Regions from separate parts of the Homo sapiens genome. Here region 2 is linked to region 1. The links are chromatin contacts, found by Hi-C or POLR2A ChIA-PET in ENCODE. All regions are on one chromosome and are shown on one strand. The core of a region is the stretch at or near the end of the contact, and the rest is flanking DNA. Distances in the headings are between cores, read along the strand shown.

Region 1 (5,987 bases), core at 1,530-4,029:
CACAGGAAAAAAATATTATGTATATACATAGAGTATAAAACTGTTTTATGTGCATTTGGGATGAGATATATATAAGGTCTCATCATGAGCCAGAGAGGAATGAGAAGAATAAGTCATTTTTAAGAACATCTCCTATATTTACCGGTGTCAGGCATTGTTCTCAGTCTGTACTTGTATTAAATCGCTTAATCCCTACAGCAATCCTCCCTCTCAGTTAATACTTAATGGAATATTCCAGTAGTTCAGGACATATGAGCTCTGACTCTGTTTAAGATCACAATCAGGCCAGGCCTGGTGGCTAGCTCACACCTGTAATCCCAGCACTTTGGGAGGCTGAGGTGTGTGGATTACATGAGGCCAGGAGTTCAAGACCAGCCCAGCCACCATGGTGAAACCCCATCTCTACAAAAAACAAGACAAACAAAAAAAAAAACAAAAAAAATTCCAGGTTGGGTGGCACACGCCTGAAGTCCCAGCTACTCGGGAAGCTGAGGCACGAGAATCACTTGAAGCTGGAAGGCAGAGGTTGCGGTGAGCCGAGATCGTGCCATTGCACTTCAGCCTGGGCAACAGACCAAGACTGTGTCTCAAAAAAAAAAAAAAAATCACAATCAGCCTACTTTTGCCTATTCCAGATTTTTTATAAACAATATTCAAACCAGAAAAGACTCAGAGTCTTGGTTCAGATTAGAGTCTTGGTGTTTATAGGCTGCTATCCTTCCCATTCTAAGTGATAATTTTTATCATTTCTGGAGATTTTTCCAGAAAGTTTTGGTAACTACAGTTTTTCTGTTTTGTTACATCTCCAGTGAAGCTTTAGTACTCCTTATATTGGTACACAAGATAATGCCTTGTTCTCTGAGTCCTTTTACCCAGTTCTTATACACAGACTGCCACCTAAGTAACAAAGTAAGCATCTAAAGTATGACTTTTAAAGACTAGTCAGAAATCTGAGGCAGGATTTAGTTTTTGTTATAGGGAGAACAATTTAAGGACAAGTGATTCTTCCAAGCCAGGCCTCATGAGTGTGTACTACAACCACCTGGCAAATCCAGCTGCACTTGAGATAACAAGTGTATTCTATGAGTACTGTGGTGTTCTTTATTGAATGCTTTTTCTATACTCAAAGACATTTTTGGCATGTTAAAATTAAATTATTTTAAAGGTGATTAAAAATTAAATAATGGCTGGACACAGTGGCTCACGCCTGTAATCCCAGCACTTTGGGAGGCCGAGGCGGGAGAATCACCTGAGGTCAGGAGTTCAAGACCAGCCTGGCCAACATGGTGAAACCCATCTCTACTAAAAATACAAAAATTAGCCCAGTGGTGTTGGCAGGTGCCTGTAATCCCAGCTCCTTGGGAGGCTGAGGCGACAGAATTGCTTGAACCTGGGAGGCGGAGGATGCAGTGAGCCAAGATTGCGCCATTGCACTCCAGCCTGGCTGACAGAGCAAGACTCTCTCTCAATAAATAAATAAATAAATAAATAAATAAATAACATCAAGATTCTTATATCCATGCGAATGATCTCTCTAGTGCCAGGAAAGAACATTTAAAGATGTGACTAACTTGGTACCAGATCAGATCCTAGCTGAAGTTTTGGCTGAGAAATAATGAAAGTCAGGGGACTTTTCACTTTTGAATTATGGGCTAATGTTGTTAATGGACTAATGTAAAAATATATTGATAATAAAATTTTCTGTTAATTTGGTTTTTTAAAACTTTATTCTGTCTCCTAAGAGAACTATTTTGAGATTTACATATAGAAAAACTATTTCCTGCCTCTCCCTGATGTAACAGAATTGAAATACTTTAAATATGAGTTTCTTAATATTATAGTTAATATTTATGAAAGAATATTTAATTAACATACAGTATGGCTTTGTTTTTGTTTTTAATTTTTTGGGTACCTTTGTCCCCTGACTCCACTAGATATTTTCTTTAATGCACAGAGAAAGAGCCAAGTTTTTCCTTCCTGGGTCTGTGCTGTAGAATACAACAGGAATGGGCCAGGTGTGGTGGCTCACGCCTGTAATCCCAACACTTTGGGAGGCTGAGACAGGAGGATCAGTTGAGCCCAGGAGTTCAAGACCAACCTGGGCAACATAATGAGATCTCATCTCTACAAAAAAAAAAAAAATTAAAGTATAAAAAAGAAAGAAAACAGGAATGATGGTATTTAATTTATGTCTTTAAATGGTCTTCCTCTGATTATTCCATAGGTCCACTGGAAAGGAGTTTGCCCTAAAGATTATAGACAAAGCCAAATGTTGTGGAAAGGTATAGTATGCATAACCCCTAGTTCTGAAAGAAACTAGAGTAACTTGGTGAGGTGTTTACTGTGATGAAGGAATTTAAGTGGGGACTTGACACAACTATCACAGCAGGAGTAGAGACCAGTAATAGTGGGAAAAACAGTTAAGCGGTTTTATTCCTGCTATTTTTCAGAAACTTTAATCCTAAAACAGTAAATTGATTTGATCTTGGTCCTAACTAGAAAACGTAGATTCTTTTCTCTGGGAGATACCTATTTTAACACCCAACAATACTCAAAAGGTGCGTCAAGAACTCTGAGGGACCTGGGACTTTACTTGCAAGCTAACAAAGCCTTCCAGCTTCATACAGGCCAGCAGAACACAAGATTTCTGAGTCAGAGACAAAAGGATTTGTTATTCCTGACACAGCAGGTAGCATGAGCTTCATGCTTGCATTGGTTCCCCTTAACTCCCAAGTCCCATAGTGGTGAGGCTGAGGAGCCCAGCTGGATGATTTACACACAGTGGGTTTATGTCATAGCTGGGGAACTCTGAGCTTAGGAAACCCTCAGTCTTAGGAGGAGGTGCTAGCAATGCTGCCCAGTCTTTGCCTCAGAGGAGAATATTATTTTCATTATCCTGGTCAGGAAACACATCTGCCGTTTGCCCGTAAGGGAGACTCATCTTTGTGTTCCAAGGGTGTTTCCTGGACAAACATCCTTGGAAAGATAGTTTGGAACAGAAGCTGATGCATCATGAGCAGAAATGCTGTGAAGAATCATCTCCTCAATAAGATAAACTTTTTTCCTTCTGTCCCACTCTCTAACTGGGGTTGGGAAAAGATCAACCAATAAAATGCTGCTGCAGTTACTGATACTTTAACTATGTTTGAAAAAATAAATATTCCGTTGCAGCAATGACAAAGACCTTTTTAGATTCCATTGTGGTAACACATCAATTAAGAGAACAAGCTGTAGAGCTACATCGTTCAACACCAGAGCTACCAGTCACGTACAGCTACAAAGCACTTGAATGTAGCGAGTCTGGATTGAAATAGGCTGCTAAGTATAAAATACACACCAGATTTTGAAGACTTAGTACTAAAAAAAGAATGTGAAATACCTCATTAATATCTTTGTATATGATCACATGTTGAAATGAAAATATTTGGATATATTAAGTTATAATTTTAAAAACCTTGCTTTTTAATGTGGTTCTTGGTTAGAATTACGTATATGGATCATGGTGTATATTTATGCTGGACACTGCTGCTCTAGAGCCAGATTCTATAAAGTGTATTCCTGGCCCTGCCTCTTCTTGGAAAATTTATTTAACCCCTCTATTTCTTCCTTTAAAATGTGGTTATTATCGACACCTAGAACATAAGATTATTGTGAAAATTGGTTGAATTAAGCCATGGAAAACAGAGAAGTGCTAGTATATAATAAGAATTCAACACATGTTAACTGCTAACATTATTAATATGCCAGAGGAGTTTAGAATTTATAATTAGCAGGATTTGATCTGATAGTTGTCATTTTATAGTTATGGAACCCCTAAACTGGTCTTCATTGGACTTCTACAAAATAGTGTATTTTTAACAGGAAATGTAAAATATTCTGCTCGAATGGTTTAGAAAAATCTTCTCAGAACTCCAGAATGGAAAATCCAGGAGGCAAATTTGTCATTTACTTTTTTTTTTTTTTTTAACCACACTGTGATAATTACTGAAGCATAGACTGCATAGACTGTGCAAAATGCCCCTTTTCCTTTGAATAAGGTTTTCTTTTGCTTAATTTTCTTTAAATAATTTGATATGCTTTTACTTATTGTTCTAGCGATATTACTAATGTTTTTCACTGTAATAGCCTTTTCTCCATACATGTAAGGGTTCTGCTTTCGATGTGGTGGTGTGTGATTTAAGCAGAACGTATCATAATTTGGTGAGCCAGGTTCTGTAGAACTACATTAAAAATTTTTTCAAAACAGTAAAAAAAAAATAAAAAGGTGCTATGGTAAGGATATGGTTTACGTGATTAAAATTTAAACAGCTGTTTCCATGGTTGGAAAAAAAAGGTCTTTGTATGCAAAAAATTTACACTAAGGGCTGAGGCAAATGGATAAGTCAGTTCTAACATTTGAATCTTATTTTTTCTAGTCTGTGAATGTCATTCTATTTTTATAATGCATGATCAAATATTTTTCCACTTTTACATTTTGCTTATCTAAACAACTATTTCCACATTAAGACTATACAAAATTATAATTTTAAAACTTGATTAGTTACAAATAAGTTGATTTTTCCCATTACATTTTATTTTTAGAAAAAAATTATATAGAGAATTTTTGTTAATTTGAGGGGGTGGTATTCAGTCACTGTTTTGGAGTGTTGGCCACCTCTGCTATATACAGAAAATTAATAATGCTGAAAATAATATCTGCTATTTGTTAAAATGTATTATTTATCCAGGCTTGGATATATAGGAACTTTGCACATTACCTTTAATGACTTGCAAAACAGATGCGCCAGTTTTACAGATAAGGAAACAGACTCAGATTAAATAGCTTCCAAAAAAGTCACACAGAGACTGACCTGTGACTGGAATTTTGGGCTGTTTGGTTACACAGCCTGTACATTGGCTGATCTACTGTGTTCCCTCTCTAAGTTCAATTTATTCATTTCTTCAGGTAATACAAACTTGGGAAACATTCTTACTCTCCCTCACCTTCTGTTTGTTCATCCTTAATATACACAGGCATTGTTAGATTCATGTATTCACCTAAATTTTGGTGCATATTCTGTCTGCAAGACACTGTGCTAAGAATAGGGTGATGTATAAATTAATACCAGTTCTGCAAAGAATGTTGGAGTTCAGGGGAAGCACGTGGGAGAGAAGTAGGTGACCAGTGAAGATGCTATAGAGGAAGAAGCATTTGGGCTGGAGCAGGAACAGTGGGTAGGGAGGGTTTCAGTAGGCAGCAATCAAAGAGCGGTCTACCAGGTGGTGAGAACAGTCTGAGCAAAGGCCCAGAGGACAGAAAGCACGTTGGGCCCTTCTAAGTAGGAGATTATTACAAGAGCTGCGTTGGGGCCAGATTTATAGAGGCTTTTGAGAATGCTATGGTATTTATAAATTTAAGAATTCTTCCAGTTCTAATATTCTCTTTCATGCTAAATAAATATCTATTGAATTCCCACAGTGTACAAAGCTCTGAGCTTTCTGTTCTGGTGCTTAGAAGTGGTCCTTCTTTGTCTTCCTACTGTATACAGTTTTGCATTCATCATCTACATGGGCCCAGGCAGGACATAAATCCAGAAGTGTATTTGGAAGTATTCGTTTCCCCAGGCTGTGGGAATAAATTACCACAAACTTGGTGGCTTAAAACACCTAAAAATTACTCTCTTCACAGTTCAGGAGGCTGAGAGTCCGAAATCCATGCTTCCTTTGGGGGTTTTGGGGAGAATCTGTTCCTTGCCTGCAAGCATCCAGTGACCAGCAGTATTCTTGGGTTGTGATCATATCCCACCAGTCTCTGCCTCCGTCTTCACGCTGCCTTCTTCTCTGTCTGTGTGAAACTTCCCTGTGCTTCTCTAGGAACATTTGTAGTGGCATTTAACCCTCTCCCCGCCACAATCCAGGGTTATCTCTCCACTGCAGAACCCTTCATCACATCTGCAGAACTCTTTTCCCAAGTAAGGTAATATTTGCAAGTTGCAGGGATTAGGACT
Region 2 (5,987 bases), core at 2,595-5,094, 55 kb after region 1:
TGAAAGACTTAAACGTAAGGCCTAAAACCATAAAAACCCTAGAAGGAAACCTAGGCAATACCATTCAGGACATAGGCATGGGCAAAGACTTCATGACTAAAACACCAAAAGCAATGGCAACAAAAGCCAAAATTGACAAATGGGATCTAATTAAAGAGCTTCTGCACAGCAAAAGAAACTATCATCAGAGTGAACAGGTAGGCTACAGAATTGGAGAAAATTTTTGCAATCTATCCAACTGACAAAGGGCTAATATCCAGAATCTACAAAGAACTTAAACAAATTTACAAGAAAAAAACAACCCCATCAAAAAGTGGGCAAAAGATATGAACAGACACTTCTCAAAAGAAGACATTTACGCAGCCAACAAACATATGAATAAAAGCTCTTTATCACTGGTCATTAGAGAAATGCAAATCAAAACCACAATGAGACACCATCTCACACCCTTCAGAATGGCAATCATTAAAAAGTTAGGAAACAACAGATGCTGGAGAGGATGTGGAGAAACAGAAATGCTTTTACATCGTTGGTGGGAGTGTAAATTAGTTCAACCATTGTAGAAGACAGTGTGGCAATTCCTCAAGGATATAGAACCAGAAATACCATTTGACCCACAATCTCATTACTGGGTATATACCCAAAGGATTATAAATCATTCTAGTATAAAGACACATGCACATCTATGTTTATTGCGGCACTATTCACAATAGCAAAGACTTGGAACCAACCCAAATGCCCATCAATGATAGACTGGATAAAGAAAATGTGGCACATATACGCCATGGAATACTATGCAGCCATACAAAAGAATGAGTTCATGTCCTTTGCAGGGACATGGATGAAGCTGGAAACTGTCATTCTCAGCAAACTAACACAGGAACAGAAAAGCAAATACCTCATCTTCTCACTCATAAGTGGGAGTTGAACAAAGAGAACATATGGACACAGAGGAACATCACATACGGGGGCCTGTTGTGGGGGTGGGGGCCTAGGGGAGGGATAGCATTAGGAGAAATACCTAATGTAGATGATGGGTTGATGGGTGCAGCAGACCACCATGGCACATGTATACCTATGTAACAAACTGCGTTCTGCACATGTACCCCAGAACTTAAGGTATAATTTAAAAAAAGATACTTCAAAGAAATATAAAAAGCTTTGCATCACTGTAATCAGAGCCTTTGCTACTTAAATTCTGTCTATTCCTTGAGAACTCAGCCTTTGTCCAAGAGTGGCAATGTCATCAGAAAGAAAATCACACTTTTTAAAAAAGTGTTCTTGGTTTGATTGTACAGGTGACCCCCACAACTCAACTCCATCAGCCCATTTAAATAAATTCCCTCTGCAGGTTTTACTATACAATTTTGAAAAAAAAATTTTTTTTTTCTGTAGAGACAGGGTCTTGCAATGTTGCCCAGGCTGGCTTCGAACTCCTGGGCTCAAGTGATTCTCCTGCCTCAGCCTCCCAAAGTACTGGGATTACAGGTGTAAGCCAACACGACCAGTCCCCTCTGCAGTTTTTGAAACCCCTATTTGTAGCCCATGATTCCAGTGTTACCTCTGGTCGTAAGACAGCGCCATGGCCCGGATTCCAGCGTCACATCCTGGATAGGCAAAGAGCTGCTTGAGGTCCGACACCTGCCGGACCACGACCACTCCTCTGTCTCCTCCTGTGAGCAGGTACTGCCCATCTCGGCTCAGCTGGATGGCCTGTGAGACACAGCAACATTCAGTAGAAATGTGGTTCTAGGAAACTTTCGGCCCCCACCCTGTTTTTGAGTCATTCTTACACCAGCTACTACGGTGCAGAGAGAAGAGAGAGAGATCCTCAGGAGTTTTTAGAAAATCGTGAGTTGTAGAAGATCTGCCATTTTTCAAAAACCAAATGGACAAAGTTCATCAATGCTTGAGATTGTTTTGGCTTTGCTTTTTTAAATACTAGGTAGCAAACTCTTCCAGTTCTACAAATGCTACTGGAATGGTGTGTGTTGTGGACTGGGACCAGTGCTCTAATGAGAAGCCCTGGCATCTCTTCATTTGCACTGCAGACATGCTAATAAGCCTGTTTTGTCCCAAGACTTGGCAGATGGTGCCACCTGACCTTACATCCCCTCTAATCCCCTGCAACTCCAGCTGGAGGGAGGCGGCCAGCAGCCTCGGCACCTTCCCTGAGCCTGCTGGATTTTGACAGCAGTTGGGAAGAAGACTTTGTAGAGAGCTACAACAACTTCCAGGGTGATTAAATCTCAGTTCAGCATTTTCTTGCTCCAGGGCTGACAGTGCTCCAGCCTGTGGTTTAGTCAGCTCTAGGCTGTGCCCCTCTGTCCTTTCCTACTAGCGCTGAACAGACAGTACAGGCTCAGAATTTGCTCTTTGATCCTGTAAAATGGGCATCCATGAATGAAAGCCTGCGGGCCAAGTGCAGCCCACTGCCTGTTTCATATAATTGTTTAACATTTTTTAATGCTTGAATTTTTCATGACACATGAATATTTATATGAATTCCAAATTTGAATCCCCATAAACAGGTTTTTTTTTTTCCCCCCTCGAGACAGGGTCTTGCTCTGTCACCCAGGCTGGAGTGCAGTGGCGCAGTCTCAGCTCACTACAATCTCCACCTCTCAGGTTCAAGTGATTCTCATACCTCAACCTCCTGAGCAGTTGGGATTACAGGTGCCCACCACAACACCCGTCTAACTTTTGTATTTTTAGTAGAGACGGGGTTTCACCATGTTGGTCAGGCTGGTCTTGAACTCCTGACCTCAAGTGATCCACCCGCTCGGACTCCCAAAGTGCTGGGATTACAGGCGAGAACCACTGCGCCTGGCCTTCCATAAATAAGGTTTTACCAGAACATCGCCACACCTATTATTTGTTTATGACTGCTTTCACAGGTAGTTGCAGCAGAGAATGCAGAACCCTCAAAGCTGAAAATATTTACTTTCTGTCCATTTATAGAAAAAGTGTGATTACTCCTAATTGTCCCTCCCTCCTCCAAAAGCCAATCCTATTACCCCTTCCTCTCCTCCTGCCTGGTACCTCCAAGCCTTGCTTTCTTAGCTTATTAAGATACAAATTTCCTTTCTTTAGTGGATGGCATCAGAGTTTTAAAGCCACTACAAACACCTGTAATCGCATGTCCACCTGGACACAGGGGAATACAGATTGTGCTGGCAAGCCAGAAAGAAAAAAACCTAATTTCTGATACATTGACACTGTTCTACATTCAGTTCTAGCATAGCTGCCTTAAGTCTTCACTGTTTGACATATCTTTTAAAAAATCATAGAAAGGCAAAGACTTTCTTAGCCATTTATTTCACATTCACCCAAATGCCAACTTTTAGTAGTCCCTTAAATACAGCTTATTCTCAAGAACACAAAAACACATCTAGGAAATAAAAACCCATGTGTGGAAGACAGTTAGTTACATATTCTCTAAGTTTTGTTAACACAGATATTAAGATATTTTCAAGATGAGCAAAAATCAGTATCCTTTTCCCCCACTCATTTCACAAATGGCAATCTCTAGGGGTGTCTGGGAACTGCAGTGGAGACTAGGACAAACAATTATTTGCTACACTTATAAAATTCAGCTGATGAAAATCCATTAACCTTATGGTTGTAGTTCATTTGAATTTGATACTTGAAGCTTTTTACTGGATAAGTGTTATACTAAAACAAAACCACTGATCTTTAATTCTTTGTTCTAGTAAAGAATCTCTAATCCTGCTTCCATCTGAAATTAAGTAAAACCTGGGCTTTAGGGACTATACAGTCATCAGCATTCAAAACATTTTAATGAATCAGATGCCTCCCAAGGTGAAAAAAGATTTCGCTGGCCTCTTTCAGGAGAGGCCAAATTCCTCTGGCGGCAAGAGCCAGGGTAACATTTAGCAAGCAGCACCTGATCTCCCACTCAAATTCTGACAGGCCGCCTCCGCATCCAGGTTGGGTTGTGACTAGAGGTTTTCAGAGGGCCCCAGACACATGTTAATCTCATCCCCTGAAATCCTGAGTGCTCTGGACAATGCCGTGGCTGCACGGGTTTTAAGGAGGTAGTAGCAGGCCACAGCAATCTGCTGGGGATGACCACATTCTAAAACAGCCTCAGGAAGGGAAAACAAATGCATTCCCCTGGGTGAATGGTGGTTCTCCCTTGTTTAGGACAAAATAACTTTGCTGCTCTGTACAGGCTGCCTCCTTAAATATCAGCTATTCATAAAGACATCTCAACACTGTCTAGTTGATGGACTGTGATATGCTGCTAACCAAAATGCCACAGAGCAATCTGGCATCTAAAATAAAAATAGGTGGGAAGTGCAGAGCTTCCCCAGGCTGCCTGCCTGCAGGGTTCTTGGTATTTCACAGAAACTTAATTTCTGGTCTGAGCTGATGACTAATTTGTTTCCATGGTGTCCATTCCTTATATGGGCTCAGATTGAGGAAGGAGCTGGAGATTCTGCCCTGTGGTGTCTTGGATTCCCAGCCTGTGGCTTCCTTCCTCGCCTCCCGAGGTAGTGAGCTGTGAAAGTATCAGTCTCTGGAGCTGTGGGCAGGTATTGCTCATTTTAGGCAAGCTCGCTTTAATCACACAGTTGCCACTTGCAAGTTAGCATGATAAAGTGCAGGAGTGCTGGGAAAAAGGCAATGGATTGTTTAAGCCTAAAATCCAGTGGGAAATATTAAAGAGGGAAAAAGCAATGGCTACAGGGCAGAGAGGAGAAGCATGTGTGTATGAATGGTCTGCAGAAAGCCTCCCACTGCTGCCTCAAGGAACTTCCCAGAGCCCCTGGTACTAACTGAAATGCCACAGAAATTGCTTCAGTCAGCCAGGGATCTCAAATTATTTTACAGATTTATTAGCGTAGCTGACAATATAATCGCAACTCAAAGTGACAGATTATCCACATTATTATTGTAAAGAAAAGAGGAAAAGAAAATCCTCTGATGTGTACTTGGTTTAAATGCAGCATTATGGGAAGGTAGGGAAAAATAAAAGCGAGTACGAGTGTGTCTCTGTGCGTGCCTCGTGGAGGCCGGCAGAATGTGATGGAGAGACCGCAGAGAACAGTGGAGACAAGAAGGAAGCCGTCCACTGAATCAAGAAATGAATCCCAGGAGACAGAGCAGCAAGGGTCCTTCATTTCCTCAATGTAACCTATATGTAGGAGCTTTGTTCCCTGAGACCAGTATTTACTTAGGAGAAGGGGGTGATCAGACTAGATCTGGGAAAGTGGGAGAATTTATGACATCTAAGCTGCATAGGTCAGAATAGCAATGAGTGAAATATCCAGAGCTAGCCCAACGCCAGGGTAGAAGCCCCTGTGACCCTACTCCTGCCCCCAACATGTCCTGGGTCCCCTCATTGTATACAGCTCACATGCCCCGCCCTCCAGCCTGATTCTGGAAAATGAGGACCACCCCAGCTTTATTTTACTTTAACCTTCACCAAGGAGTTTGGAGGTAAGAAACAAAGGACCTTGAGAAACTAGCCTCTGAAAAGAATAGTTCTTACTCTTTTTCTCAATGTCTAATACTTGTGGAGTCCTGTCCTGGAGATGAAGCAAGAGCCCAGAAGGTCCACTGGCGGTGCCATTTCGGGTAGACCCAGTGGGAGAAAATGCCTGCCTAATTCATATCATAATTTGAAGCCCAGCTTCTTTAACATGTTTTTGGTCTTGTTGTCCATAAAGAAGTCATAGCTGAAATTAATAAACCTAAATAGTCATAATCCCTACTGCTCCCACCACCAAGCTATTCAGATGTAAAGAGAATCCAGTTTTAAGTGTCATCTAATGTACTATTTCAGCTTTCATACTCAGAAAACAATGTGCAGTGCATTTTCTTAGAAAAAAAGAAATGAGCAGTGCCACTAAAAGCCACCCAGGATGGCTTCAGAAGCCCCTAAGAAAACCTCTTCTATTGAAGGACCGTCCTCAGCTGCGCTGAGTGACGTGGTCAGCACAGCTGGCACTGCTGTGGTG

The links. Hi-C counts contacts between places; a loop is a spot of excess contacts on that map. ChIA-PET counts read pairs that join two places held with the same protein, here RNA polymerase II (POLR2A).
Region 2: a map of astrocyte of the cerebellum shows a loop between it and region 1 (5-fold over the local background). The contact joins two enhancer-like sites. A Hi-C loop is called at or near these places in 3 of 168 maps with a recorded cell type or tissue (IMR-90, astrocyte of the cerebellum and endothelial cell of hepatic sinusoid). POLR2A ChIA-PET finds 5 or more read pairs at or near these places in 2 of 52 experiments (Caco-2 and Panc1).

Annotation. Positions count from the first base shown.
Region 1 is chr4:150,222,277-150,228,263 of GRCh38, forward strand. It overlaps DCLK2 (doublecortin like kinase 2), which reads left to right. Exons shown (of 16, transcript NM_001040260.4): 8 at 2,225-2,282. Among named protein-coding and RNA genes, the nearest start is that of DCLK2, 150 kb to the left of the region's middle. Within about 2 kb of position 2,780, at least 2 of the 41 ENCODE cell types and tissues checked have a DNase peak (open chromatin) inside an H3K27ac peak, as active enhancers do; they include IMR-90, where a contact is called at or near this core.
Region 2 is chr4:150,276,292-150,282,278 of GRCh38, forward strand. It overlaps LRBA (LPS responsive beige-like anchor protein), which reads right to left. Exons shown (of 57, transcript NM_001364905.1): 56 at 1,562-1,713. Among named protein-coding and RNA genes, the nearest start is that of DCLK2, 200 kb to the left of the region's middle. Within about 2 kb of position 3,845, at least 3 of the 41 ENCODE cell types and tissues checked have a DNase peak (open chromatin) inside an H3K27ac peak, as active enhancers do; they include IMR-90, where a contact is called at or near this core.